Regions from separate parts of the Homo sapiens genome. Here all the other regions are linked to region 6. Evidence: chromatin loops called from intact Hi-C (ENCODE). Cell type or tissue: MCF 10A. All regions are shown on one strand. Region 1 overlaps MIR3681HG (MIR3681 host gene). Region 2 holds the start of LOC100506474 (a long non-coding RNA gene). Region 3 has its middle 55 kb from the start of MIR3681HG. Region 4 has its middle 190 kb from the start of MIR3125. Region 5 overlaps MIR3681HG (MIR3681 host gene). Region 6 has its middle 6.9 kb from the start of MIR4262.

Region 1 (4,000 bases), 340 kb before region 6:
ATAAAATGGGTATAGCAATACCTACCTCAGAGGTCTGTGCTCAGGATTAATTGAGTTAATATATTTAAAGTCCTTAGTGCAACATCTCCCAGAGTAACAGGCACATATTAGGTTCTCAGTAAATGTATAATTGAACACATAGAATAAGCAAATAGACACCAGCTACTTTTGTCAGCCCATGTATTAGTTTTCTGGAGTTGCTATAATAAAGTACCACAGACTGGGTGGCTTAAACAACACAAATGTATTTTTCTTACAGTTCTAGAGGCTGGAAGTTTGAAATCAAAGTGTTGGCAGGGCTGGCTTCCTCTAAGGCCTCTCTTCTTAGCTTGTAGATGGCGTCTTCCTGCTGTGTCTTCACATGGTCTTCCTTCTATTCATGTCTGCATTCCAAACTCCTCTTCTTGTAACGACATGGGTTCTATTGAATGAGCACAACCCCATGACCTTATTTTCCCTTAATTACCTCTTTAAAGGCCCCATCTCCAAAAACAGTCACATTCTGAGGTACTCAGAATTAGGACTTCAATGTATCAACTTTAGGGGAGAACAATTCAGCCCATAACAGTCCAAGTCTCTCAATTTTTACTGATGTTTTATTTTAATCCTTTGATAAGTAAACAGAAGAGACAGCCATGTCCTACTGTTGAAGGATGGACAGTGTAATGTCACAGTGCTGATATTAACATGTTCTGAGGCCTGTGTGAATGTCGTAGCTCCACTGGGCCTTGGTTTCCCGCTCTATAAAGAAAGGAGATGAACCTAGGTGCTGACTTCAGTCTCTCCCATCTCTGATGTTTGGGGATTATATGAATAACAAGTGCACACCCAAAAGGTAATTTAGAAAATGTCTTCCTTCCGTGTACCTTTGGACCAAGGGTCTCCTATCTGTACATCTAGGTCATTGTTGCCTCATGGGTTCCTAGTGGGTGCGGCTCATCTATTTGCAAATTTTTTTTTACTTCATCAAATACTAAATCTAACATTTTTATATTTCTCTAAAATGTTTCCTCTTTTTATGTGTTGCTGCACATGCATTCTGCTATAAATTGTTAACCATAGTTTAAACCTAAATTTATAAAACTCAGCCAGAATACAGAAATCAGAGCAGTACTAACCTTGAGGGGGTGAATACAGAGTAGGAAGGGGCCCGAGGGACCATCCAGGATGATGACAATGTTCTATATCATGACTGAACAGTTGTTACAAACGTACACACTGATGTAAGAAATCCATCTAGCTTTGGACCTGAGAGATTTGTGTATTTTACTAGATGCAATAATACCTCAACGAAAATATATAAATACCATAAGGATAGATTGCACTTGGTGACAGCTACCATGCAGAAATGCTGACCTATCACTTTTCTCTGAGCAGTTGGTCCTGTGATCATTTTGGAATGTGACTTTTGTACTGCCTGCAATTCAGGAAGGGAGGATGTAAGGAGACCAGAAGGTTAAGTCTTTTTCAGTACTCTTTCTATCCACATATTATCTCTAAAAAAGTGGAAGGAAAGAGGAAATTCTAAAGGAGCTGAGAAAGGGCTAGATGTGTTGGGTCTGAAATATCTCAGTATCCAGAAATGCTTGAGGGATTAGGACTCCAAGAAAGGAAGAAAGACACAAGCCAGTCACTATCTCCTGAGATGAGGCTGTTAGAGACCCAGAGAGAGACCCACTTCCCCTCTGGAAGGAGTTTCCACAGGGATGAAATCCTATTCACATTTATGCCTGTGTTCTTGCCCAGCGTAGTCCTTATCCCAGCCATTAGTGGGCACTGGGTGACTGGAGCATTCTCCCTCTGCTCCTTCAGTCCTTCAAACTTGCAAAAAAAAAGATAGATTACATAGATGATAGATAGATAAATAGTGATAGATAGATAGATAGATAGATGATAGATGTAGTAGGAGTGATTGATAGATTAGATAGAGGGACAGATATAGATAGATAGATATAGATAGATAGATAGATAGATAGATAGATAGATAATAGATAGTGGTAGATTATATAGATGATACATAAATAGATGATAGATAGAATGATAGAGTGACAGAGACAGATGATAGACAGATAGATATATTAACAGATAGTGATAGATAAATAGGTAGATGGACAGATAGAGATGGACAGAGATGATAGACAACAGAGTTATAGAGAAAGAGAGAGAAGGAAGGAAGGAAGGAGAGAGAAAGAGAGAAAGGAAGAGAGAGAGCAAGAGAGAAGGAAGGAAGGGAGGGAGGGATTCACTAGTGATTAGAGTTCTGAAAGGAAAACATCTCCTTTGGCGTCACTCTCTGACACTTAGTGTGATGGTACCAGCCCAGGCACAGCAGTGAGGACTTCCCCTCAACATGTGAAAAATAAATCTTTCTTACTTACCAGCTTCACTCTCTCCAGGGATTTTGGATCTATTCCTGCCTATGTGTGCTTGGAAAGTAGTACTAAATGGCAAATGATTTTTTCTATAATTATGTTTACATAGTATTTTTATTATATGCAATCTGAAAAATATCTTCATCATATTTTCTAACATGGGCAAATACATGTCTTAATAATCGTCTGAGAGGGCAATATCTAAATTTTTAATGTATTACCTGTTGTTTTCCTAAGTACTTAACCTTGGCCATGGTTCTACAAAGTGTCCATCCTCCAGAGGGGATGTTAGAACATCTTACGGAATGGATTCCTCTATTTATCCCACAGTAATAAAGACTTAAGTTCACACAAAAACCTGTGCACCTATGTTTACAGTGGATCTCTTCATAGAAATGGCAGACTAATTAATGGTTACTGGGGTTAAGAAGGGGATAGGAATGGAAGAGAAATGAGTGTGGCTACAAAAGGGCAACAGAAGGGCTCTTTGTGATGATGGAAATGTTCTATGCTTTGCCTGTATTAATCTCGATGCCTTAGTTGTGATATTCTCCTATAGTTGTCCAAGATGTTACTACTAGGGAAAACTGAGTTAAGGGTACACCACAGGGTCTCTGTAATAGTTCTTACAATTGCATGTGAATCAAAATTATCTCTAAATTAAAACATTAATTTTAAAAACTAAAAACAGATGCCTCAGGCATGGAAGATAGGATCACAGGCATGGGAACGGGGTGCTGGGTAAGGAGGTTCACCTATTAAAGCCACCTCTTCAATTCTTCCTCTGACAGCAAAGGTGTGGGCTTGCTGCTGCTTGAGGGGAAGAGTATATGGCAACTGGGGACCAAAAGCTCACTCTTTTCCAATGCCAGTGGATGGTGGGAAGGAGACAGGGAGAGAGAGTATGAGCACACGTCAAGCTGAAACTACCTAGACATTCCCCTCTCAGTACTAGAAAGGGACAAGGAAAGTGACAGCACAAAAGGTCTCTTGCCCTCACCAACCCCAGCAGAGCCATATCAGCTTTGAGGCTCAGTGTGGCCAGAGAGAGGGGAATCCTGAGGTTTTTCTTTCCAAGCCACCTATTTTCTTGAGTTTAATCAACTCCAAGATGTGAGCAGGGCATCCAGCAGGACTGGTAGCTACTAGGAGCTTAGGGGATGTCACCCAGGGGCCAGAGCTCCAGCTCAAGAACCCCAGATCTTTGCTCTGCCAAACACACACAGCTTGATGAGGAGGACCGGGAAGGGCAGGGGGGTTTCTGCCGGGGAACACATGGATGTGCTGCAGAGGTCGATGCACCCCCATTCCACAGGAGGTCAATGTATCCCCATTCCACAGGAGGTCAATGCACCCCCATTCCACAGGAGGTTGATGCACCCCCATTCCACAGGAGGCCGATACACCCCCATTCCACAGGAGGTCGATGCACCGCCATTCCACAGGAGGTCAATGCACCCCCATTCCACAGGAGGGGGCACAGGAGCTCTGCACTTAAGTTCACACACTGCCAGAACTTTCCCTAAGTGTCCCTTTTATAATAAAACTGTAATCATAAAGTATAGTGTTTGCCTGAGTTCTGTGAGTTGTTCTAGCAAATTATCAAACCTGAGGGGGTCATGGGAACT
Region 2 (4,000 bases), 1.2 Mb before region 6:
AGAGAGATGTTTACAGATGCCCAATTGTCAGATCATCTTTATTTGCAGGGCAGTCACGTATATTGGGCAGAGTTTGGGCTTTGGAATCACCCAGATAGACAGACACTAGAATCCCAATGGTTAGTACCTTGTTCAGGGACCTCAGGCCACTCAGCCTCTCTGAACCATCATTTACTCATCTGTGGGGATGACTGTCAGCTGTTTGATGAGGATTTTAAGAAGGCAATTCCAGTGTGCTTTCCCAAATTGCTAGATCATAAAATTCACCTGCAAAGTCTGTCCTCATTCAAGAGATCTAGAATGTTCCCCAGAAAATTTTATTTTTTGAAAGCAAGTTTGGGAAACATAGATAACTTGTTAATATGAAACATTAAATACATTTTTAAAATGTGTATCCTTTTTCACAGAACATTTAAAAATTATTAACGTTCAAAGATTAACAAAATCTAAAATGACAAAGATTTTTTGATCCAGTCATCCGTGAAGGCTTTTTAAAATCTGTGAATGGAACCATTGTTCTTAATTCTCATGTGTCCATTCTAATATCCGAGCAAATCTCATTCTGCTGAAAATCTTCCTTGCCTGTTTTTAAGATGATGAACAGACTTCATACAATCCTACTCAGTACAAGCACTGCATTTTTATTTACCTAAGTAATTTCTTTGATTCTTCTAAAACTAAACTCACATGAGTTATTTTTTAAAATCACAAATATGAAAAATGTTACACTTTAATTTGACTTACTCCTAACTAAGCATATATATATATAATTCTTTTGATGTCCAAATATCTCCCAAGGAGGACTGATGACATTTGAAGCATATTTGCCCACCAAAATAAATAAATAAATAAATAACGTTAAAGTATTAGTGTGAGTGTGATCAATATTCTTCCCAACTAGAGATTCCCAGAGTTTAACTAGAGTCAAATCTAAAGATCACAGATTTTTTTTGTAAAAATCTTAGCTTTTCCTTCCAATAAATTCACATGGTTTTTGCCTCATGAATTTCCAATACTTCATCCCCCATCCCAGCAGGCAGTAAAGTCCAACCTTTTCATTCAGGGTTAAGGTTGCCCTGAGCCCTCCTGAACTTTCTAGCCCTGCCTCTTGTATCCTGCACACCCAGCCAGATGTGTGGGGGACACCCTGAGCTAACTGACCTCCATGCTCTTTTATGCCAATTCCCTCCACCGTAAATGAGCTTCTTCACTTTCGATCATCAAAATGTGAAGACTTGCAAAAAGTCACTGCCAAGCCATTTCTGATTTTTCGACTATGCCCAATGCTGCTTGGTCCACAGTTAGTTAACTTTCACAGGCACGTTTCTGTAACATTCCCGCTGTACTTCCCACATGAGAAATGCTGTCCTCCGGTTTGTGTTCAACTTACTGGGTGTAAAGCCCGTCTGCATACAAGCTCCTTGCGACTGTGTGACTCCCTGTCTCCACGGCCAGCGCCTAACACTGCTTCAACCCTGAAGAGTTGTACAACTTTTTTTGGTGTGAACTAAAATCACCAATAAAAATGATATTGAAATGATTGAGCTTGTTCAACTAGTCAGAGAACAGCTGGGTCCATTTGGTTTTACATTGGCCAGAATTAGTCTCAGCTGCTGTGTGAATGATTATTTTTAAATGTAAATATACGGGATTCTGGAGCTTCATTCTGTCCTGGTTCTTATGACAGAATAGTCTCTTTATTCTGCTCCCATTCCCTGAACTACATACAGCTTTAATGCATTGATAAATCCTTTGCAGGGTGTTTTGTCTGTCGCTGGTAGCCTTGGAGTTACAGGAAAAATTCTAGGAATAATCACCAGGTGGCGCCAGAGCCACATTACAAAGCGCCTCTGAGGTCTCCTCCCAAGAACGGGGTGTGTTTGTCCTCTAGCACTAGGTGGGTTTGCTCCCTCCCTAGATCTTCCATCCAGGATAGTCCTGGAAATGATCTTGATGCTATCTGTTCCTCGTTACAGCAGACCTGCTCAACTTCAGCAGCTAGAAGGAGGATTGTCTTTCACCAGCTGCAGGAGCCTGTTCCCACTACAGTGAGATAATAATTTCGTTTTTTTCAAGCCAAGAAGTATTTATTGAAAGCCAGCTATGTGTTTTGTTTTATTATCTCTTGATTTAAAATCTAGCATTTTGCTGCTGTAAGGGAACTTAGAGTTCTTCTATCTATCATTATCTCCAGTTCTATTTAATAGGGAGAGATACTGAGGCTTAGAGAGGAAAGGTTACCTGGCTAATACTATTCACCGAGTTTGTAGCAGCAACCGTATTTAAGACCAGACTTCCCAGCTACAAACCACCTCCTTCACGCTCAGTGGTGCTCCAAGGCAGCTGGACTATAAGCATCTCGAGCACACAGATGTGGTCCCATTCTTCAAGTCTTGACATAGCAAAATGCCTTTTTAGATTCTCTAAGAGATGTGCAATTGATTGATGAGTAAACTGACTTTATTTTTTAAATTCTGATTTAAAAGGGTAAGTATTTGACTCAGAAATGCAAAGATTTTCTTTTCTTTAGGAATATTATGAATTTTTAATTCAACCCAGTATTTTCGATAAAATTTAAGAAAATGAAACTTCCAAGAATTGAATAACAATCTCTTGGAAGTCATATTTAAGTGCTCATTTGTGTCTTTAGCAAGTCATGGGTATGCGGCATATCAGAAATGTTCGTAGGAGGTTTAATTCTTACAACACTGAAATTGTTTTTAATGACATGCTAAAGCATAGTTACTGTGAAGACTCACTCATGTTTTCACAAGCTACGTAGGAAGTGCCTTTTACATGGCAGGCACTGTTCCAGCTCTGGAAGTTCAGCAGAGAACAGAAAAGATAGAGGCCCCAGAATTCACAAACTTATATGCTGATAGCAGCAGACCTACAATAAACCAAAAAAATAAATAAATAAAATAAAATACCACAGTATGCGGGAAAGTGATCGGGGCTGTGGAGGAGGAACAGAGGCAGGAAGGAGGACAGGAAGCACTTAAGGGAAAAGGCTGCACGGCCATAAAGGATATGTGCAGGAAGAAAAGGCCAGTGCAAAGAACTGGAGACAGGAATATGCCTGATGTATTGGAGAAGGGCAGGGAAGCCAGTGTTTCTGGAAGGGCGTGAGCAAGAAAGAAAATGCCAGCAGTAAAGAGAAGGCCCGAGACTATGTTAGCAGTTTTTTGTTTTGGTTTGGTTTTTGTGTTGTTGGGTTTTTTCTTGTTTGTTTTGTGTGTGTGTGTGTGTGGTTGTTGTTATTGTTTGTTTGGTTTGGTTTGGTTTTGCATAGCCAAAGAAGAGAGACACTGACTTTAGTCTCTGCAACAGGTTCAACTCTTATGAAATAATACATGGTTTTCCTTTTGCCAATGTAGAAAATACATAAAATGTCCAGGCTGCTAATTGAGCTTCAGGACTTGGTAACAGGGGAAAACTGTCATCTCAGAACAAGTAAAGATTGATTAATATCAAAATAATTTCCATCTCAGACTGGAAATTCTACCTATCTATTGGAGCTGACAAGCAAGATTGATCACCTAAACTAAGTTAATCATAACAAATGAAAATGTTGAGGCACCTATAATTAATTACTACCCAAATGAGATTCCCATCTTTGCTAGAGATAACCCCTGAATATATCAGGTCATCCATCTTTCAGTTCTTCTATTAGAGTCATAATTTCATTTTCCTGCTGGTTCCTCTCAGAACCCACCACGTGACTATGCAGGCAATGTGTGTGTTTTTCCCTTCAGTTTTTAATATAATTATATGCAACAAATATGCAACTAAAGAAAATGTTGAGTTCTAGGAAAATGAACGTCATTCTCTACTTAAAAACTGGTGAAATGGACATTCTCTATTTAAAAACTGGTGAAATGACTTTGAAATTCATGATTTCTTTTGCACTTTCTATCTTTCTGATCTTTCTCCCAAACACTGTGAATTGGATGTTTTTGTTATCATTATTATTATTCATACCTTACATGTGAGATATGGT
Region 3 (4,000 bases), 120 kb before region 6:
TTTGCTGTCATTCTCCTCCTTGCTGCCACCATGTGAAGAAGGACGTGTTTGCTTTGCCTTCTGCCATGATTATAAGTTTACCGAGGGCTCCCCAGCCATGCTGAACTGTGAGTCAATTAAATCTCTTTATAAATTACCCAGTCTTGGGTCTGTCTTTATTAGCAGACATGGGAATACACTAAATCAAGGTCATAGAATTTGAAACTGATTGTCTAACTCATTAGCTGGTACTCTTTATATTGTTTTCTTTATAGAGCACCCCACAGTCTGTTCCATCTTTATTCTTCCATCAGATCTTTCCTTCAGCCTTCTTTCCTTCAATCACTCCTCTATTTTGGCCCCACCTGCTGCCTGCAAATCTCACCTATGGGACTGCACTCTCCCTCCTCTCCTTCCTTCTTATTTCTTTCCATGGCACTCACACAACAGTCATGCCATGTATTTTTCATGGAGTAAGACTCTCTCTTTTGGCAATAAAGATCTAACCTCATGAAATTTCAGAAGACAATGTCCCTAAGATAGAAGTTCTTCATCTTCAGCACTTCAAAGTGACCCCAGCCATCAGATCAAAAGAAGAGAAAACCTATCAGCCTGACATCAAAGGCACCCCCATCCCACACACTGGCAGCCTCCCATGGAAACCTGTGGCACCATCGTGTTTTAAGTCTGTTGCTATCATTGCTATTCAGAACGGGTGAGCCTGCATGATTAATTTATCCTTCAAATAAGCTACATCAAAATTTGGTCTGAAATGTTGCTTGCTTACCCTTAGCTTTTGAGTTACGTTGTTTTATAAAAATTGCAAGTGCTATGATGGAGCCATGTATAAGGTGAGTCACTGAAGCTTGTGAAAAGGGCCCTGAACACCCAGGAGCCAAACTGGGACCAGAAGTGACACACACATGTGGGAAGCCGCCCTCTGTGGAAGCCTCATGCCATGGCTATGGCGTCCTCACCTGCATCAGCAGTGGCTGCGAATTGCCTGATGAGACTGGAAGCTCTAGGGGCATGAAGAGGCGCAAGCACTGCGTCTATGCGATCATGCGCTTTTCTTAGAATCAATGACCAGATATTTAATTTAGTGTTTAAGGAGCAATAACATGTCTTCATAGGCTCTGTGGGAAAGTCAGAGCATGAAAGATTTTTTAAAATTCCATAGTCTCGCCACTAGCAACATCAGTGAGCATTTTACAAGGTACAATAGGACATTCATAACAATATTTATATCAAAAAGTGGGTTTACATTTACATTTAAATATGTATAAATTGAAATATTTTACAATATAGTTATATGTTTATACAATTTTTATTGAATTATATTAATTTATATTGCATATGTATATATACTTGTGTATTTTATATTTTGTATTTATATATTACATATGTAATAGTGCTTGTATAATGTATAAATATATATAGTACTTACATACAAAATTATATATAAGTATATACAAATATATATATCTTAGATATAAAAGCCCCACTTTTGATATTAAAATAAATGCTGTTATGAATATCCTGCTATAAAGTCATATTGCTGATTATTCCTTTCTTTAGCGTAGAGTAGAAACCAAGCCAGTTCTCTCAAGGTACGAGAAATATCTTATTTTTTTGAAATCAAGTAAAATATCATTGAAACCCCTCATCTGCGAAGGCTGGCAAGCAAGCCACTTTCGGTCGTTTCATGTGGCCTCTCCAGGGAAATGAGGGCAAGCCCTGGTCAGGGCTGCTCACCATGCTATCTCTCCATGTAAATCTGGGGGAGCTTTCAAGGTCCCCAAGCCTCCCCCAACAGTGCCTGCCCCTGTGCGGGTTTACTCCAGGGTCTTGAGCTGCAGGCTCCTCAGGCCTACCCAGCACTCACCGCTCCAATTCCCAGGCATCTGCCTGGCATTTCAAGCCTTGCAGACCAAGGGCCTCTAGCCTGTCACTGAAGGATTCATCCCATTTATGTTCTTCCAGCACAAGCTCATTCATAATTTAACTTGTATCTGTACTGCCTTATGTAGGATGCTAGTTCACATGCTATAAATATTGTTTCAACTTTTTAAAAACCCATTTAAATGTTTTATTATGAAAATATTTGTATACACACAAAAAAATATGAAAATGCAGGCCGGGCATGGTGGCTCACATCTGTAATCCCAGCACTTTGGGAGGCCAAGGTGGGCAGATCACCTGAGGTCAGGAATTCGAGACCAGCCTGGCCAGCATGGTGAAACCCCATCTCTACTAAAAATACAAAAAATTAGCCAGGCACGGTGGTGCATGCCTGTAGTCCCAGCTACACGGGAGGCTGAGGCATGAGCTTGAACCTGGGAGGCGGAGGTTGCACGAGATGGCGCCATTGCACTCCTGCCTGGGTGACAGCATGAGACTCATCTCAAAAAAAAAAAAAAAAAGAAAAAAGAAAAGAAAAGAAAATGCATCATAGATGATGTATCTAGAATTACAAAACACCATTGTTCTGGAGACCCAAGTTTAAAATAGATTATTTCAATTCCCTTCAATCTCCCTGTATACCTCTCCCTCATTTCAAAGGGAAACATGATTTTGAATTTTGATTTTATTGTATTGGTACCTTGCTTTCATATAAAGTGTAACTGAATAATATCTATCCCTAAACAATTGTAAAGTTTTGTTTGCCTGAAGGTTATACAAATAGTATCATACTCTTAATATTCTTCAGAAACTTACTTTTATCATTCAGCATGTTTTCTTAAGATTCACAGTAACTGATGCATGCAGCTGTGGTTAATTCATTTTGCCATAGTATTCCATCACATGAAAAAACCTCTATTTATTTATGCATTCTCCTCTTAATGAATATTTGAGTGGTTTCCAGCTTTTGCTATTATCAACATTGCTACTAAGAATATATTTCTGCAGTTCTCCTGGTACACACAAACAAGAATGTATCTTTTGTGTATACCTGGAAGAGGAATTGCTGAGTCAGAGATATTACACATCTCCGCCTGAAAAGATAATGCCAATTTTTTCCCAACATGTTTATACACATTTTACATTCCCAACAACATACCGTAAAGTTCTGTTTTCTCTACTATTCTTCATTACTAAGTTTTATCAGTCTGCTAGGGGTGAAATGGCATCTACTTGTAATTTGTAATATGCATTTCCCTGATTTCTAATGAGATAGTACATCTTTGCATATGTTTATGGCCATTTCAAATTTCCTTTCCTCTGAAATGCTTCTATTTTTTGCCCACTTTTTTTAGATTGTCTTTTTCTTTTTGATCTGTTGTAAGTCTTTAGATATTAAACCATCATTGATTATATATGTTGAAAATATACATTTGTAGTTTGTCTTTATACTCTTAATATTGTTCTTTGATACATAAAGTTTCCATTTTTTTGCCTTTTGTGAAGATACAATTTACATGCAATATATTTCATGTTTTACACATATGGTTTGAAGAGTTTTGACAGTATCTACACAAGTGGGCAAAAAGATGTAGAGTGCTCCACCCCAGGATTTCCCTTTGTTCTGCTTTTCAGCCAATCATTGGCACCCCACCTATCATTGATAGGTTGTGTGTTACTGAAACACCAGGCATTCCATCTAGGCCCTGCTGCTCCTCACACAGAAAGCCAGTGACTAAGATGATGAGTATTGCCAAGGCAGAAGGCTTTAATTGGATGCTGCAGCCAAGGAGACGGGAGCTCAGTCTCAAATCCATCTCCCTGACCAGCTAAAATTAGGGGTGTTGATAGCAAGGAAGAAATGCAACAATGTGTAAGAAAACAGGAACTAAGGAGGGGCAATGAAGCAATCATGATGAATGAGGGGTCTGGCATCTCATTGTCCGGATGTGGTGATCTGATGAGTTTCACTAGAAACTCAAAATTTGGTAGGTTGAGAGGCCTGAAGGTCATTTCCTGAGGAAGGAACTCAAATAGAACCTTTTACTAACATAAGGTTTAATTTCTATGTTTACCCCCCTCCCAAAAAAAATCTATGGAACTATTGGGTTGGTTTCAT
Region 4 (4,000 bases), 1.1 Mb before region 6:
ATGGTGGCAGGAATGCTGGATTGTCAAGACTTTCCAGGAAACAGTTTAATATCATGTGTCAAAATAATACACTTTGACCCATAAATTCCATTTCCAGGCATCTATCTGCAAATAGTGCAAAAGAATTCTATTGCCATGTTGTTTACAAATGCAAAAATTGAAAAGAATCTAAATTATTCAATAGCTGGAAGTACTTATTTAAATTATGGTATATTTATACAGTGGAATTACATATCTATAAAAATGAAAAGTTATATAGGCATATTCCTCAATATAGAAAATCTCCTTCCAGGACACTAGATGTCAGCTACATGAATGCAGTTTTTATGTATTCTGTTCACTATCATAGCTCTAGAGCCTAGACTCAAGCACAAAGTACGCTGTCAATAAATACATTTTGAAAACATGTTTGTTAAACGTGGTAGCCAGAATTCTAAAATGCCCCTTGACTTTTGCCCCAGTGGCATTCCCAGGATATACTACATTACACAGCAAAAGGGATTTTGCAGATGTCATTATGGTTACTTATCAGTTGATCTTAAGATAGGGGAGGTCATCTTGGTAGACCTAACCTAATGGTAAGAGCCCTTTGAAAATAGGAATTTTCCCAGATAATAGTAGAAGAGAAGTTTCGAGAGATTAGAAGTGGGGAGAGATTTGACCTGGAGGCGGCTGTCCATTGCTGAGATAGAGGGTCATTGTCAAGGACCTGAGAGGAGCCTCTAGGAGCAAAATTGGTCCGTGGCCAGCACCCAGCAAGAATAAAAAAGGTCCTCAGTTTTGCAGTGACAAAAAACTCAAGTCTGCCCAAGACCAGAATGAGCTTGGAAGCAGATTCTTCCCCAGGGCCTCCAGATAAGAGCCCAGCTGGGCACATTATCTTGACTTTGTCCTTGTGAGATCCTAAGCAGAGAATCCAATCGAGCCTGCCTGGAAATCTGACCTGCAGAACTATGAGATAAATGGGAGTTGTTTTCAGCTAAATTTGTGATAAGTTGGTGTTTAGCAATAGGAAGCTAATAAATTAGACAAAATAAGAAAGTTACAAACAGCATATACAGTATGATTCCCTTTTTTGTTTATATATTCATGTATTTACGAGTTTATAGAAGAAGACCAACTGAAACATATGCACAAAGATGTTAGCAGTAGGGTTTTGGTTGCTAAATTAAATTAAATTGAACAGACCTAGTTTCATTTAACTAGTAGACATCTGGGAAGTCTGATACCCATGATTGTCATGGGCTAAATCTCGTGCAAATAAACTTAAGCCCTTTTCAAATGACACTTGACCATTGGAATTAATCTCTTCTTGCTGTTTGTTCACAGAGAAGTATAGTTCTGGCTGTGAGATCTCAAAAATCAGAGTTCAAATCCTAACTTCACTGCTTAGGAGGTTTTTAAACTAGGGTGTTTTAAATAACCTCTTATAGTTTTAGTTTCCTTCCATCTGAAATCTGAATGAGAATACTCACCAGTGAGGATCATTATGAAGATTCAATGGGATGATAAATGCAGAGGACATAGTACCACCATTACTAAGTACCTGGCCAACTCTGCCACCTACATTCACTAGTTGTTGTTCTTAACGCTTTGATAAGCATTGAGCTCCTTTAAGAGTTTCCAATTTGGTCTTTCCCAGGATCTTTCTGTGAGCATGTCATAGTATTCTCTAGTGTCTAGCACAGTGCCTGGCAAATACCAAGTGCTTAGTAACAACTTCTGGTTCAATTAATTCACGAATGAGTAAAATGAATATTGGTAAAGTTGAATGCTTGGCTCCCAAGACAATGCAGATTGCAGTCACACAGCACTACCACGAGATGTCAGTATAAATAGGAAAGCTCTACAATTCAGGACTATTCTGGACCATCTTCCCCATCCCTCTTCTAGGGCTCCCGGGAAAACACACAACTGCATTACTGAAGGCAGAGAGCAACCTGCCAGGACTTTGCTCACCTCTCTCCTATTTTCACTGTGTGGTTTAATGCCTTAAAAACACAATTCCTGATGTACAGAGAAAAAAATATCTCTGCTGAGCTTGCCCTAAATAAAGACCCAAGAGACCTCATTTGGGGCCACTTCTGTATGCACACCCTCTTTCCTGTCCCTGCCTTAAATCTACATTTTGGGCTTGGATAAGGAGGTGGTGCCATAAGGAAGAACATGCAGAGTCAAATTCTGATTCCTTTACTTACTAGTTGTGTGTGTGTGCAAGTTTCTCAACTTTTCTGAGCTTCATTTTGTCATATGAAAAAATAAGAAAACCAATATATAGAGATTACTGGTGCAATGTTGCAACCATGCAGATTTAAGCAGAATAGCCTTCTCTAAAGACTAATTCCAAGACTGTCCTGGAATCAAAAGGAAGTATTTTCTTTGCAACTCTGGATGGATATGGACAGTAAGCCCACAACTACTTGGCCTAGAGCATTCTATCTCCAACAGGTGCACAAGTCTCTGAAAAAGGCTTACTTTGACATGGCCCCCAATGGTAATTTACACTTGCAAAAACACACTCTATGGAGCACAGAGATTGTTCCTCAGCTCAGCAGACTCTAAAAAAAGGGTATGGATGTCATTGTCTCTCTGGCTTCCTGTGGTCTCCATAAAACCTCCAAGTAGAGTATTTTGGGCTCATAAAAATGTCCGCAGCCCATTTCTCATCTGCTTTAATGATGTTTCCTAATGGTTAATGTTGAGATTGGCATCTTTTCTCTGGGGAAAGTGTTGTGAGACTGGCTTTCCCCTTCCCCAAAATAGCTGGTGCACACAGCCCATGAGCTGGAATGCAGAGCTAGGATTTTTCTCTTCCCATGAAGAGATATATCCTCCAAGATATGGGAACTCTACCTCATTTTTTGCAGTAACAGGCAGAACGGCCCTATTGCCACTGGGAAACAGTTGACACACCCGTTCAAGGAACTCTCTCATGGTGTGCCCACCAGGAGGGAGGAATGAAATAGACAATAAAGAAAAAGATATTACTTAGCATAGATTATGTGTGAAAAGGGTTTTATGAGCTATATTTTATAGATTAAAAAATCTTGTTTTAGAAAGAAGCACATTATTTTGTTTAAAATGCAGACTCATTTCACTTGACTGGGCCACTTCAAGGAAGCTAAGATAAAATCCAGTCATGCCCATAAATAGCCTTAGGGATAAACATCATTCTGACACACAGAACTGTGATGAGAATGTGGTGGGGTGGAGGAAGGGGGAAAGGTGCATACTAAATAGAATGCCCTGAAAATGTAGGGGAAGGAGCAGTTCGATCTCACTGGAAACTTCTTAGAAGCTGGCTGGCTGAAACAAGCCCATCCCTCTGTCATCATTTAGGGAACACCTGCTCTCTGTGGGCCTCCTATGGAGCACAGCCCTGCCTCCATCACTCACATTAACACCAGTATTTAAGTGGGGACTCCTAGAGTCCAGCCACGTAGTAGCTCTACGCAGGGCTAGGCTTTTTACTGGGTTCTGGGCATATATGGATGAGTAATGTCCAATTTCTGTCCTGCAGGGGCTCACAACATAGTGAGAATAAAAATGCATAAACAGCCAGTTGTTTTTTTTTAAGTACTTTTAGAGAAGCGAAGAGGTGCTCTGTGGCATGGCAGAGCTAAGCACCCAGTTGCTGAATCTCCCTTGGCTGACAGAAGCTTCTTCTTTTTTGAGTCACAATTTGCTAAAGAACATATTGCTGCTCCCTTTTGGTGTTACGTTTGATTTTACATAACAGAAATGTTTTTTCTGATGACTTTGCTTTGTGTTTGTACTTAAGTGGTTGAGGAATACCCTCTAGGGCATCATAAAGATCTAAATTTAAATCCTGGCTCCTACCCCTTGGTCCTTTAGTTTCCTAATCCCCCCAAACAGGAAAAACAATACATCATTGATTTTTTTTTAATTTGTTGCTGTTGTGGGAAAGCGGGGAATTAATGAAGATGATATGTGTAGTTTCCATCATAGTGGCTACTGCCTAGTAGAAATTCTACAAGCA
Region 5 (4,000 bases), 630 kb before region 6:
CCAATTTCTAGGTGTCAGGTGTGTTTGGATAGAGGCTTCAGTTCAAGTTTATTTGTTCTATGACAACAATTTTAAAAATCGTACCTATCTCTGAGCCTTCAGGCCTATCACAGACACAAGAAATTCCACATCTTGTGAAAAATGTGTCATTTGCATGGCATTTTCCCTTTGAGAATATGTGTGTGCACTTTCTGTGCCAAAGACAGTAGAAAGTGTAACAGAGCATGTGCTGGGTGAGGGAATGAGCTGCGGCTGAGCAATGCACTTCAACTGCTTGTGGAAACTCTCGACTGGGGATTGTCTGTTTCTTCCCTTTAGATCAACAAAGAAGTATCCAGTTTACTCAAAGTACCAGTGTTGAATCTGTGCAAAACATTGAGTCCTTTGTCTGATTCAAAACCCACATCTCTTGTATTAAGCATGTAATTATGCACCATAATAATGTCTCACGTTTTCCCAAGATTTTATATTTAACCAATTTCATGTCAATTATATCACTGAACACTAATTCCCTTTCCCCATCCTGTCCCATTCTCTTGCACTGCCAACTCTTCCCTCAGAACACATACTCAAGAAGCATGGAATGTTGACCATGTTTGGAGGTTGAGGAAACGGACATTTGCAGAGGGTGAATGATGCCCCAAAGTTAGAGAAACACCAACTAGAGAAGCAACTGTGTAAACAGACTATGAGCTGATGGTTTTGTTTTTAGGGACACAGCTCAAATTCCCTAGGACTGTGCTTTGCTTATAGTACACCATTAGATGGAAGCCCAGCTCTTGCACAGTGATTTCTGGCACCTCTGAGTGTAGAAGTATTTCTCCTTCTTCAATCTCCCTCCATACCTGCCTCCCCAGGCTCCATAAACTTCTCCCTTATGATGCCCTGCCATCTGCTATTTCCAGAATCCACTCACAGATGTGCCTCTTCTACCAATAAACTGTGAGCATGTGAAGGGCAGTGCCCATGGCTGACTCTTCCCTGTATCTGTTGACCCCACCCCAAGTATTAATGTAGGTCCTGGGGCGGAATGATGTTTGATAAGTGAGCATGAAACAGGACCCATTACGGCGAGCAGTTTAAGATGAGGAAAATTAAGAGTTGGAAGGGAACTAATATGTATTGATCCCCTATGCATGCCAGGCTATAGCCTCAGTCCTTTACAGTTATTCTCCACTAATTTCTGACTTCCTATTACCATCCTCATCATAAAGAGGAAGAAAATCCCACTCAGCGAGATTAAGTCATTTGCCAGTCATCAGGATTTGCATCCAGATTGGGCAATTCCCTAATCGGTACTCTTTGTACTAAAAGACAACCCCAGGTGAATTGGCAGGATCCAAAGACTAATCCTATTTATATTCATCACAGGAGCATAATGTACCAAATACCTGAGAAGAAACAGGATAGGAAATTTTCTGTGTGTATTTTATCTGTGCAGGGAGCATTGGGGTCTATTTTCATTGGCTTTATCCCCCTTTTTTTTACTTAAAACTAATAACAACTGAATATTTTCCACTGGCGTATAAATGGATGTCTCAATTGCAAAGGTGCCGACAGCTCAGTCTTACTTAACTTTCAGTTTAGGTATCCACCCTGCATTGCACAATCATCAAATGAGATATGATGCAATTTTTTTTAAACAGACTTTGCAAAACAAGTATTGAGTAACCAGAATCTCTTTTTCCTTGTATGTGCCTAGCAACCTTGCAGGTCTGTTTGACAGGAAAAATTTGCCCTTGGACAGCAATTCAGAAAGATACTTAAAGGCTGAGAAAAGCATGAGGCTCTGGAGTGTCGCAATCAGTGGGTCAGGCTGATTAACCAAAAAGGAAGTGCTTGGGCTCCCCCGTTGCTCCGCCCCTCTCTGTGTAAGGCAGCAGGGTCAGAGAGAGAAGCCAAATTTATCTGACACATTCCTCTGTTTACTTTGTGGACTGTAGAGCTTGGTGAAAAGCTTTCTCAGATATATATATTATATATAATATATATTATATATATTATATATTATATATATATTATATATATATTATATATATTATATATATTATATATATTATATATTATATATATAATATATATATATTATATTATATATATTATATAATATATAATATATTATATATTATATAATATATTATATATATTATATATTATATAATATATATATACACACACACGTACATATATGTATGTGTATATATAGTATATATGTATATATATAGTATATATGTATGTGTATATATAGTATATATATATGTATGTATATATATAGTATATATATTATTGTTAAAAGAATGATGCAACATTGCAGAAATTTTTGAAAAGTGAAAAATTAATCATGCATCATTTCATCACCCCAACAAATGTGTTTTCGGTTTTATTTATTTCCTTCCAGGCGTCCTCCTCATTCATACATATTTTACACACTGGGACAGAATCCAGGAAACACCATCTGCTGAGCACTATTTGGTCAGAAACTGGACTCAATGATTTAGATTTTTAATCAAATTTATTTCTGACAAAATTCCTCCAAGGTCAAAAGATTGTCTCCATTTTACAGATTAAAATGCAACCACTACCTAAGAAAATATTAGTACCTGCCTGAAGTTCCCGGGTCAAGTCATGAATCTGGGATTCAAATACAGTTTTGTTTGCCCACAGAACCAGTGGTTTATTCTACATCGTCACTCAGCTTTATATTTTTCTTATTTACCATTATATATAAGTATGTTATTTTATGATACTCATCTATATTAATATGTTAATATATGTAATCTAAGTACTAATGATGTGTCACCATTTACTCTACAATATTAAGTTTTGGAGCAGATATTAATCTCAGCCTGCAAAAAATCAATTTTGCAAGAATGTAATTGTATTTTCTGTACATGGGCAATATTCATTTCAAACCTCTGTTTTGCTACATGGTAGAAACTTAATCTCATCAATTGGGGACTTACACTCCTGAAACCTGTAAAATTCCAGAGATTGTTTTTGTGTTCCATGTTCTTAATTAGTGCCATGCTTGGGTAAAAAGCCACGCATGTGGCTTTTATGTTTACCTCTCTCCATTGTAACATCCCCTGGGATGGCCTGATACCCTTCCAACTCCTAGTTATCGGTCCTTAAATGCCACTGCGCATCCTCCTTTGCCCGACTGCAAAGCCTGTGCACTTCCGGCTTAAAGTAGCCACTCCTAGGCCTCTCTTCAGAGCAAGAAACAGGAGTAGCAGGACTGAGTGAATTGGTTTTCCACGCCTTCATGGCTCTGGCTTTCCATGGTCTTGCTTTCTCATTAGTTGGATTCCTATTTACAATGGATCTGCTGCATTTCCAAAGAAGACTCTCAGCCACATGCTACAAAGTTATCAGCAGCGGCTGTGATGATTGGGATGAAACGTGGGATGTGTCAAGGCAAGAGAGGACACTCAAGTGGTGGCTCACACCTGTAATCCCAGCACTTTGGGAGGCCGAGGCAGGCGCATCACGAGGTCAGGAGATCGAGACCATCCTGGCTAACCCAGTGAAACCCCGTCTCTACTAAAAATACAAAAAAAAAAAAAAATTAGCCAGGCGTGGTAGCGGGCGCCTGTAGTATGAGCTACTTGGGAGGCTGAAACAGGAGAATGGCGTGAACCCGGGAGGTGGAGCTTGCAGTGAGCTGAGATCACGCCACTGCACTCCAGCCTGGGCAACAGAGCGGGACTCCGTCTCAAAAAAAATAAAATAAAATAAAATAAAAAAGAAAAGAAAAAAAAAGAAGTGTAGCCTCCTTACAGATGACCAGTGAGTGGATGCATTTTATTAGTTCTCTGGAGAAACAGAAACTATAGGATGAAGATGTAGATATATAAAAATGAGATTTATTTTAAGAAATGGCTCTGATGATTGTGGGGGCTTGGAGAGTCCAAAATTTGATAGGGGAAGCTGGCAGGCTGAAAACGGGAAAGAGTTTCAGTTTGAGTCCAAAGACAGTCTTCCAGAGAATTCCTTCTTG
Region 6 (4,000 bases):
AGGGCGGCAGAGCACATGCAGGTCTGGAAGTGGCTTCCTGCAGGTCTCTTCACCTGCTCCTCTCTCCTCCCCATGGAAGGAGCAGCTCTACTCTCCCATGAGACCGCTGAGCCTTTGCCCAAGGATGGATCGGAGTGCAGGACCGCTCCCTGTACATCCGTAAGTGTGCCAAGGATTTGAGTAAGCGAAATGATCATGTAACCTCCAAACCAAGGCTTTACAGCACTTCAAAAAGAGAAAATCAGGACAATGAATTCTGGCTGAACTTTAAAGTCCCCAAATCCAAGTCAGTGCCACATTTGTCCTGTGAGGCAATGGATCAAGGAGATCCCATCCTTGGTGTAAAAGTTTGCAACAGTTCACTGGCAGTCAATGTAGATGTCAATATGGAATAAGAACTTTTTCACTACCGCGTTTTGCAGAAGTCAGCGTTATAATGATGATTTTAATGGTGGTCCATTATGCTCAAGTCAGAAGAATCAAGTTGACAAATGAAACTAAAAGCACAGATACATCTATTATAAGCCCAAATCCAACATCATTTCACTAGCTTCAATACATCAGCACTTTCCACTACGTACCATTAATATTAACTTGAACTCTATTAGCGCTGTAGTTTTGTTTTGGTTTTTGTTTTTGAGACACAGTCTCACTGTGCAGTGGCGCAATCTTGGCTCACTGCAACCTCTGCCTCCCGGGTTCAAGCAATTCTCCTGCCTCAGCCTCCCAAGTAGCTGGGATTACAGGCACGTGGCACCATGCCTGGCTAATTTTTGTATTTTTGGTAGAGACAAGGTTTCACCATGTTGGCCAGGCTGGTCTCAAACTCCTGATCTCAAGGGATCCACCCACCTCGGCCTCCCAAAGTGCTGAGAGTTCATGCTGGGCATGAACCACTGTGTCCAGCTGATTAGCACTATAGTTTTATCTGTACTTAAATGAATTTTGGTTTTATAATGCTGTAAGAGCTACTGTTCAATGTTTGTACATATTTAAATAAAGTTATATAAAAAATTTAGTTCAACACTAACATTTTAAATATGCCTACATTATTTAAATTTGAGGAAAAATATTGTATAATATTTGTCCACTTAACATATACTCGCTAATCCTAAGAAATTCATCTATTCGGATACCATAAGCGGATTTGTGTGGAAGGTCCGAAGGAAAAACATTTTACTGTACAAGAAATTATCCTTATGGTCATCCTCTGTGTACTGCATGAAGGAAGAACACAAACTTTTGTCCAGAATGAAGTCTCTTTCAATAAATTAGAGGTTAACCGCCTCACTCAACCAACAAGCACTGTTTATTTTTTAGGATCTCCCTGAAATACGAATCAATAAGACAAAGAACAAAAGCAAACTTGGTGGGTGGGGGGAGCGGGAAATACGGAGTTCCCAAATGAATGTGTTACTTGAAAATATAAACCATTTCTTCTTAGCTTGGCTCTGTCAACCATCTCGGAAAAGGATGTTTTTACAATCAGAGCAGAAATATGACTGGCGGCTCCTACATTTACATTTCTTTGTTGCAAAATGAATGTAACTTGTTCAGATTCCAACAGGGAGAAAGCAGCAGAAGTGGTGGTTACTTTCCAAAGTGAAACTTAAAACCACAATCTCCGGTGCACAAAAGGCAGAATGAGTCACAGGAAGAGGCCACTTGCTTGCAAAACTCATTAAAAGCAATGCAGGGCTGAATGGACTTCCTGCACCAGTGAAAAGATCGCTGGCATCAGGACAGGCACCTCCAGGCTCCAACAATTTGGGGGAGGAAGGGAGCCATTAGCAATCTGGGCACAGCCCAGGCCTGCTCCTTCACATGGACACCCCCTCCAAACTCCGCCATACACACACATACACTCACACACACTCACTCACTCACACTGCACGGCCTGGAATCCCCTCCCAGCCTGGGCCGGCCCACATCCCTGGGAAGGTGTCTCAGGCTGGAAGCCGTGTAGCAAAGGATCACAACGACACCTTGTGACTCAAGCGAGCGCCTGTACTGGGTTTCCAAGCTCCTTTTCAGGAGTGGCCGGGGGAAGACAATCTTTCCAGCGGCTTCTCTCCTGTGGCAGATCTTTGTGAGCTCTGGGCGGTGAGCGTTGCTCTGGCCAGGCCAAATTAAAGTCAGATGTGAGCTGAGCAATACAGAAGAGGCTACCTGGGAGCAGCATGCAGGGCCTCCACTGCATCATCTAAACCCTGCTTCTCCAACTTGTACGTGAGGCAGAATCCCCTGAAGGACTTCTTAAAACAGATAACCCGGCCCCACGCCCACGGTGAGATTCAGCAGGTCTAGGGTAAGGGCCTGAGCATTTGCATTTCTAACAAGTTCCCTAGTGCTGGAACTGCAGACTACACTTTGAGAATCGCAGATCTAAATGGTTTTTAGACCTGAACAAACAGCCAGACAGCGCCCTTTCCAGCCAGTTAGTGTTGTTGACCTTGGGCTGTGCCAACTTGCAGGCACGTTGGTACCAAAACAGTCCCCTTGAGGAACTCCCCCCTCTGCCCACAAGTTGGATCCACAGCCTGGCTGGTCTCCAAGGCCAGCACTACCCGGGAAGGGGCCTTTGTCAAAGTGGGGACTTTTTTTTTTTTTTTTAAAGGCTGTGCTGCCAAACCAAAAGCGACTGTGCCCCCCGGTGGCCATTTGGGCCCGTTGACTTCCAGGGTCAGGTCAGCTTCTGTCTGCTCATGTTTTGGTTTCCCTCAGGTACCAAGCTCCCTGCCTGGCTTGCAACAGAAGTGACACTGATCACCACCTTTGATGCAGCAGGAGTTTCAAAAGGGAGTTGGAAGCAGAAAGGCAGAAAACCTACTGGCATTTTCACCACTTTCTCTTAGTTTAAGGCAGAGATGGGGCACAGCGCTGCCCCTAACTAGGTCTGAAGACAAAATATAAAATACAAAGGGGAGTGGTCAGAAATTAGCCAGGTGTGGTGGCATGTGCCTGTGGTCCCAGCTACTTGAAGGCTGAGCCGGGGGATCACCTGAGCCCAGGAGTTCAACGTTACAGTGAGCTATGATCACACCACTGCACTCCAGTCTGGGCAACAGAGCAAGACCCTGTCTCCCCCCAAAAATAATAATAAAATAGTCTTTAAGTAATAAAGAGCAGAGGCAGACGAATGTCAGTGGAGATGGACAAACCTCTCCTGGAGCAGTAGATTAGGCCACACCAAGTTTCTATTCTAAGAGCCAGTTTTGTTGTTTTGTTTTTGAGACGGAGTTTCACTCTTGTTGCCCAGGCTGGAGTACAGTGGTGTGATCTCAGCTCACTGCAACCTCCACCTCCCGGGTTCAAGTGATTCTCCTGCCTCAGCCTCCTGAGTAGCTGGGATCACAGGGACATGCCACCACGCCCAGCTAATTTTTGTATTTTTTTTAGTAGAGATGGGGTTTCACCATGTTGGCCAGGCCGGTCTCAAACTCCTGGGCCTCAGATGATCCACCTGCCTTGGCCTCCCAAAGTGCTGAGATTACAGGCGTGAGCCAACGCACCCAGCCTTTAGGAGCCAGCTTTTTAATTTTTTAAGAAGGGGCCGACTTAACTTTCCTCCAGGACAGTTCCGCTGTTCTAGGGCTGTAGTAGGGCCACGTGCATTCCCTCTTCCTGGAAAGAGCACTCTGGGGTCCAATGCTGATGGTCAATGGCCCCATCGTCAACCTTCCTCGGCTTCCGATGCAAGAGAGCTGATGTGTCAGTGTTTGAGAACCAAGCTGTAAAGCCTTTTAAACATTCAGGTGATCACAGCTGAGACGCTGGGGAAATCCAAGCCCCCGAGCTCGTTTACCCCGCACACGTGAGAGCTGCCTGCAGAGCTCCGCCAGCACGTGGGAATCCACAGGCCAAAGACAATAGTCTAGACAAATTTTTATTTTATAGATAAAAGAGCCCGCACACTGAAGTCCGAGTTGGAACAAATCCGTGATGGTGTTCAACAAAATTAGAAGGTTTTGTTTTTTAAGATGCAAAAGCATTAATTCTA

The links. Hi-C counts contacts between places; a loop is a spot of excess contacts. Peaks named below come from ENCODE experiments on the same cell type or tissue, not always from the same donor. Only the 100,000 strongest peaks of a DNase experiment are listed, where the experiment ranks them.
Region 1: it touches region 6 in a loop (20-fold over the local background); 14 of 110 quality-filtered maps call a loop at or near these places.
Region 2: it touches region 6 in a loop (10-fold over the local background); 77 of 110 quality-filtered maps call a loop at or near these places.
Region 3: a loop joins it to region 6, with 14 times the contacts of the local background. A loop is called at or near these places in 4 of 110 quality-filtered maps.
Region 4: a loop joins it to region 6, with 9 times the contacts of the local background. A loop is called at or near these places in 57 of 110 quality-filtered maps.
Region 5: it touches region 6 in a loop (12-fold over the local background); 5 of 110 quality-filtered maps call a loop at or near these places.

Annotation. Positions count from the first base shown.
Region 1 is chr2:12,171,510-12,175,509 of GRCh38, reverse strand. The region is part of intron 3 of MIR3681HG (MIR3681 host gene); the gene reads right to left. Among named protein-coding and RNA genes, the nearest start is that of MIR3681, 26 kb to the left of the region's middle. In MCF 10A, a CTCF peak has its summit at 1,753; no DNase peak of the experiment used is centred here.
Region 2 is chr2:13,004,919-13,008,918 of GRCh38, reverse strand. It overlaps LOC100506474 (a long non-coding RNA gene), which reads left to right and starts at 1,906. Exons shown (of 6, transcript NR_038434.1): 1 at 1,906-2,048. The region is part of intron 1 of LOC105373436 (a long non-coding RNA gene); the gene reads right to left. In MCF 10A, a CTCF peak has its summit at 1,815 (motif pointing right); a DNase peak (open chromatin) is centred at 1,838.
Region 3 is chr2:11,950,063-11,954,062 of GRCh38, reverse strand. No RefSeq gene overlaps it. Among named protein-coding and RNA genes, the nearest start is that of MIR3681HG, 55 kb to the left of the region's middle. In MCF 10A, a CTCF peak has its summit at 2,330 (motif pointing right); a DNase peak (open chromatin) is centred at 2,344.
Region 4 is chr2:12,929,234-12,933,233 of GRCh38, reverse strand. No RefSeq gene overlaps it. Among named protein-coding and RNA genes, the nearest start is that of MIR3125, 190 kb to the right of the region's middle. In MCF 10A, a CTCF peak has its summit at 1,817 (motif pointing right); a DNase peak (open chromatin) is centred at 1,843.
Region 5 is chr2:12,454,241-12,458,240 of GRCh38, reverse strand. All of the region lies in intron 4 of MIR3681HG (MIR3681 host gene), which reads right to left. All of the region lies in intron 1 of LOC105373431 (a long non-coding RNA gene), which reads left to right. Among named protein-coding and RNA genes, the nearest start is that of MIR3681, 260 kb to the right of the region's middle. In MCF 10A, no CTCF peak of the experiment used is centred here; DNase peaks (open chromatin) are centred at 1,680 and 2,400.
Region 6 is chr2:11,828,062-11,832,061 of GRCh38, reverse strand. No RefSeq gene overlaps it. Among named protein-coding and RNA genes, the nearest start is that of MIR4262, 6.9 kb to the left of the region's middle. RefSeq lists an enhancer at 1,305-2,021. In MCF 10A, CTCF peaks have their summits at 2,019 and 2,652 (motif pointing left); DNase peaks (open chromatin) are centred at 1,791 and 2,551.